Regions from separate parts of the Homo sapiens genome. Here region 2 is linked to region 1. A link is an interaction called in ENCODE POLR2A ChIA-PET data of the cell type or tissue named here. Cell type or tissue: B cell. All regions are shown on one strand.

Region 1 (2,500 bases):
AGGGTTTTGTCATGTTGCCCAGGCTGGTCTTGAATTCCTGAGCTCAGGCAATCCACCCACACTGGCCACCGAAAGTGCTGGATTACAGGCGTGAGATACTGCACCCGGCCCACTAAACATTTTGAAATGGTTAATTTTATGTCAACTTTACCTCCTTTTTTTTAAAGAGTAACCTAGGGCCAGGCGTGGTGGCTCACGCCTGTAATCCCAGCACTTTGGGAGGCCAAGGCAGGTGGACCACAAGGTCAGGAGTTCAAGACCAGCCTGGCCAAGATGGTGAAACCCCATCTCTACTAAAAATACAAAAATTAGCCGGGTGCAGTGGCAGGCACCTGTAATCCCAGCTACTCAGGAGGCTGAGGCAGGAGAACTGCTTGAACCCGGGTGGCCAAGGTTGCAGTGAGCCAAGATTGTGCCACTGCACTCCAGCCTGGGCGACAGACTGAGACTCCGTCTCAAAAAAAAAGAGTAACCTAGATCTTTAGTCTGCTAAAATCTGTTAGTGACCACACTACATGAAAGAAGATATAATTTTATTTCTTTTTTTCTTTTCTTTCTTTTTTTTTGAGACAGGTTCTCACTCTGTCTCCCAGGCTGGAGTGCAGTAACGCCATCTCGGCTCACTGCAACCTCACCCTCCTGGGATCAAGCAATTCTACCTCAGCCTCCCAAGTAGCTGGGATTACAGGGATTACAGACACGTGCCACCATGCTCAGCTAATTTTTGTGTAAAGACAGGGTTTCACCATGTTGGCCAGGCTGGTCTCGAATTCCTGACCTCAAGTGATCTGCCCGCCTCCGCCTCCCAAAGGGCTGGGATTACATGCATGAGCCAATGCACCCGGCCTTTGTTTTGTTTTGTTTTAAAAAGACAAGGCGTCACTCTGTTGCCCAAGCTGGAGTACAGTTGTGTGATCACAGCTCACTGCAGCATCAAACTCCTGGGCTCAAGCGATCCTCTGGCCTCAGCCTCCTGAGTACAAGCAAGCACCACCATGCCCAGCTAAGAGAGGATATAATTTGAGTCATTATGCTTGATTAGGAAACTGCTTGAAATTGCTCTGAGGGGGTGACATTATCAAGTCATATTACAAGGACAAGCTAATTCAGAATTAGCAGAAGTAAACAATGGATAACTCTGGTCTTAAAATATGGTCCCAGGAATAATCTTCATTTTTTTATAGATGGTATCTTGTGTGCACTTTATGATAATTTTGTGTGGTTTGCAGCAGGGTGCTAACATTCTAAAAAAGTTCAGTTTTCTCATCTGTAAAAATGAGCATAATACCACCTACTCGAACAGGGTGATTGAGCAAAGAATGAGATGATGTCAGGAATATAAAGAACCTAGTATAATGCCTGACATATTTATCAGGCTCAATATATCGTGGTAGCCATTATTATTTGTAATTGCAATAGCAATGGGAAATTGACCAGCCAGTCTCAGTCTCCAATTCTTAACTACAGTATAGGCCAAACACTGCAGAGGCATGTCCTCCACAAATTCTTATGTTGAAGTCCTAATGCCCAATTCCTCAAAATGTATCCTTACTTGGTCACTGCAGATGTAGTAAGTTAAGATGAGGTTATATGGAGTAGAGTGAGCAGCTAATTCAATATAACTGTGTCCTTATAAAAAGGGGAAACTTGGACAAAGGCTTACAACACAGGGAGAATTCCACATGCCATGTGAAGGCAGAGATCTACAAGCCAAGGAACATCAAAGACTGCCAGCAAACCAAAAAAAAAAAAAGCCAGGGGAGAGGCATGATACAGATTCTCTCTCACCACCCTTAGAAGGAACCAACCCTGCTGACACCTTCATCCCAGACTTCCAGCCTCTAGAATTCAGAGATAAGAAATCACTGGGTTTAAGCCACTCGGTCTGTGGTACTTTGTTATAAAGCCCTGGCAAACTAATAAACTTACTTACCTATAGTTGTCTTAAGAATGTAAATATCTCGAAGGGGAGACTATCTTTACAACGTTATATCTTTTGTATCTTTACAGAGCAGGTACTCAGTAAATATCTGTGGGACAAATCTGTCCTACTATATGTTATGTCATTTTTCTATTTCAGTAAATGACAACTCCATTCTTCCTGTTGCTTGGGCCCAAAACCTGGAGTCATCCCGAATGCCTTCCCTTTTCCCAAAATCCTCATCCAATCTGTCAGTACATCAGCTCTACCCTTAAAATATATCCAGAATCTGACCATTTTCACAGTATCCTTAGCTATCACCTTTGTCCAAGCCACAACTATCATCTCTCATCTGGATTAAGCGCAAAAGTTCCCATCTCACAGCTGTAGCGACCCATTCAGAAGCTCTGAGTTGGCCGGCACAGTGGCTCACGCCTGTAATCCCAGCACTTTGGGAAGCCAAGGCAGGCAGATCACCTGAGGTCAGGAGTTCAAGACCCGCCAGGCCAACACAGTGAAATCCTGTCTCTACTAAAAATGCAAAATTAGCCTCAAAAAAAAAAAAAAAAAAAAAAGAAG
Region 2 (2,500 bases), 130 kb after region 1:
TTGTAGTGAGCCGAGATTGCACCACTGCACTCCAGCCTGGGCGACAGAGTGAGACTCTGTCTCAAAAGTCAAAGTAGGACCATTACCAACCATGATGATGATGCTGACCAATGGCAGCTATTGCTGCAGCACCTGCTCTGAGCCAGGCCTGCACTTGGTGTTTGAGAGGTGGGTATGGGTATAATTCTCATTTTAGAGAGGGGAAACTGAGGCACCGTGAAGTTAAATGACTCATTCAAGCTCCTCTAGCTGGAAAGTGGGAAATCAGGACTCAGACCCAGAGAGCCTGACCCCAGCTGGTGTCCAAGTTCAAATTCCTTGCTGTTCTAGCTCCCTGGTCACTAGGAGTGCAGAGGTTATCCCCCACAACTGCTCAGGGGCCTGAGAACATTAAGGGCTGAGGGCAAGCCTACCCCCAACACCTTGGGTAAATACAGATTCCAACCTCACTCTGCGCCCACAGCCTGCTCCTCTCCACCTCCCCAGCCAGACCATGGTCCTACTACCTTGCCCCGCCCCAGGGGGTACCACAGGGACCCCTTCAAGACACCTGAGCAGGTGGACAAGTCTCTCCTGGATCACAGGGCCCCCAGCCACCCAGGTCAAGCCCACCCTGAGGTTGAATGCAGGATTGGGAAGCTGCCTGGCCTCCCCTGCCTCCCTGTGTGAACACAGACCACTTCCTCTCTCTGATCCTCCCTTCCTCCTCCGAAGCAAAAGGCTTCGATGAAACTCAGTCTCCTTTGTTCCCCTCCACCACCAACTGCCATGTGAGTCAAAATGGGTAAGGCAGGCTCTTCCTAGGCACATTTTTGTTTTAACAGGTGGCTCTGGTAACTGAAAGCCACTGCAAGCCCAAAGAAGTGCAGCTGGTGGGTTTTGTGTCAGGAAGACAAAAAGGAGGAGGGAGGAGGGAGATTCTGCAGCTGGAGAGGCCTCCCAGAGTCTACTGCAACCCCCACTCCAGTCCCCAGGAAGGAAACGCACCCCTGAGGGCCTGCTGTTACCAGCCAGGCACTGTACAAAAACCAATCAGCATGTCAGTTTCCCCAAGAACCCCAAGATCTTGGTTTTGTCACCCCATTTTACAGAGGGGGAAGCTGAGTTTCAGGAGTTGTCTACCTGAGGTACCCTAGCTGCTAAGCGGCAGGCAGGAATTCAACCCCAGTACATCTGAAGCCCAGGGCTAATGCACTGGCCCACCCTGCCACCCTGATTCTAACTCTTCCCCCCACACTGCCCCCTCTTTTTTGCATAAAGTGGAATTGGCAAATGAGCAAAGCAATGAACAGCTTCTACTTGAGTGCAGGCAGATCTGGGTTCAAGTCTAGCTCTGCTGCTTGCCAGCTGTGTGACTTTGGCAAGTTCCCTCCCCTCTCTGAGTCTCAGTTTCCTCATAATAAGTGAAGTTAATAATAGGACAGGACCTTCCTCAGAGGGCTGACATAAACATTAAATGAGTCACTGTATGCAAAGCAGGACAGCGCCTCGTGCAGAGTAGACATTCAAATATGAGACAGAAAAGGCACATTGCTGATTTAGCCCCAATTCCCCTCTGCATCAGAGAGGGACAGTTTAGAAACTGCTGTCCCTTGGCCGGGTGCGGTGGCTCATGCCTGTAATCCCGGCACTTTGGGAGGCTGAGGTGGGCGGATCACCTGAAGTCGGGAGTTCGAGACCAGCCTGGCCAACAAGGAGAAACCCCGTCTCTACTAAAAATACAAAAAATTAGCCGGGCATGGTGGTGCATGCCTGTAATTCCAGCTACTTGGGAGGCTGAGGCAGAAGAATCACTTGAACCTGGGAGGCGAAGGTTGCAGTGAGCCGAGGTCGTGCCATTGCACTCCAGCCTGGGCAACAAGAGCGAAACTCTGTCTAAAAAAAGAAAAAAAGAAAGAAACTGCTGTCCCAGCCTGTACCTGTTCACTTGCCAGTCTACAGCTTCAAGGCTCTCAGATTTTGTGTAGCCCTGGCAAGTCCCTCCACTCCCTAAGCTTCAGTTTCTTCATCTGTAAATGGGGATGAAGACCCATGCCTTGTCAAGTCGTCCAGAGGATTCCGTGAGATAAAAGTTACTAGCCGGGCACAGTGGCTCACACCTGTAATCCCAGCGCTTTGGGAAGCCAAGGTGGGAGGATCACCTGAGATCAGGAGTTCGAGACCAGCTGGCTAACGTGGTGAAACCCTGTCTCTACTAAAAATACAAAAATTAGCCGGGCGTGGTGGTGGACGCCTGTAATCCCAGCTACTCCGGAGGCTGAGGCAGAAGAATGGCTTGAACTCGGGAGGTGGAGGTTGTAGTGAGCCAGGATCACACCACTGCACTCCAGCCTGGGCAACAGAGTGAGACTGCGGCACACGCCTGTAGTCCCAGCTACTTGGGAGGCTGAGGCAGGAGGATCGCATGAACCCAGGAGGCAGAGGTTGCAGGGACCCAAAATCTTGCCACTGCACTCCAGCTTGGGCGACAGAGTGAGATTCTGGCAAAAAAGAAAAAGTC

What was found. Peaks named below come from ENCODE experiments on the same cell type or tissue, not always from the same donor. Only the 100,000 strongest peaks of a DNase experiment are listed, where the experiment ranks them.
Region 2: POLR2A ChIA-PET joins it to region 1 with 10 read pairs; 8 of 35 experiments call an interaction of 5 or more read pairs at or near these places.

What each region holds. Positions count from the first base shown.
Region 1 is chr20:44,515,845-44,518,344 of GRCh38, forward strand. The region is part of intron 1 of SERINC3 (serine incorporator 3); the gene reads right to left. Among named protein-coding and RNA genes, the nearest start is that of SERINC3, 5.0 kb to the right of the region's middle. In B cell, no CTCF peak of the experiment used is centred here; no DNase peak of the experiment used is centred here; H3K27ac peaks cover 972 bases.
Region 2 is chr20:44,645,559-44,648,058 of GRCh38, forward strand. The region is part of intron 1 of ADA (adenosine deaminase); the gene reads right to left. Among named protein-coding and RNA genes, the nearest start is that of ADA, 4.9 kb to the right of the region's middle. RefSeq lists cis regulatory regions at 1-56, 745-772, 1,156-1,751, silencers at 353-432, 2,309-2,477 and enhancers at 494-1,747, 563-662, 596-1,111, 2,500. In B cell, no CTCF peak of the experiment used is centred here; DNase peaks (open chromatin) are centred at 723 and 1,463; H3K4me3 peaks cover 690 bases; H3K27ac peaks cover 1,001 bases.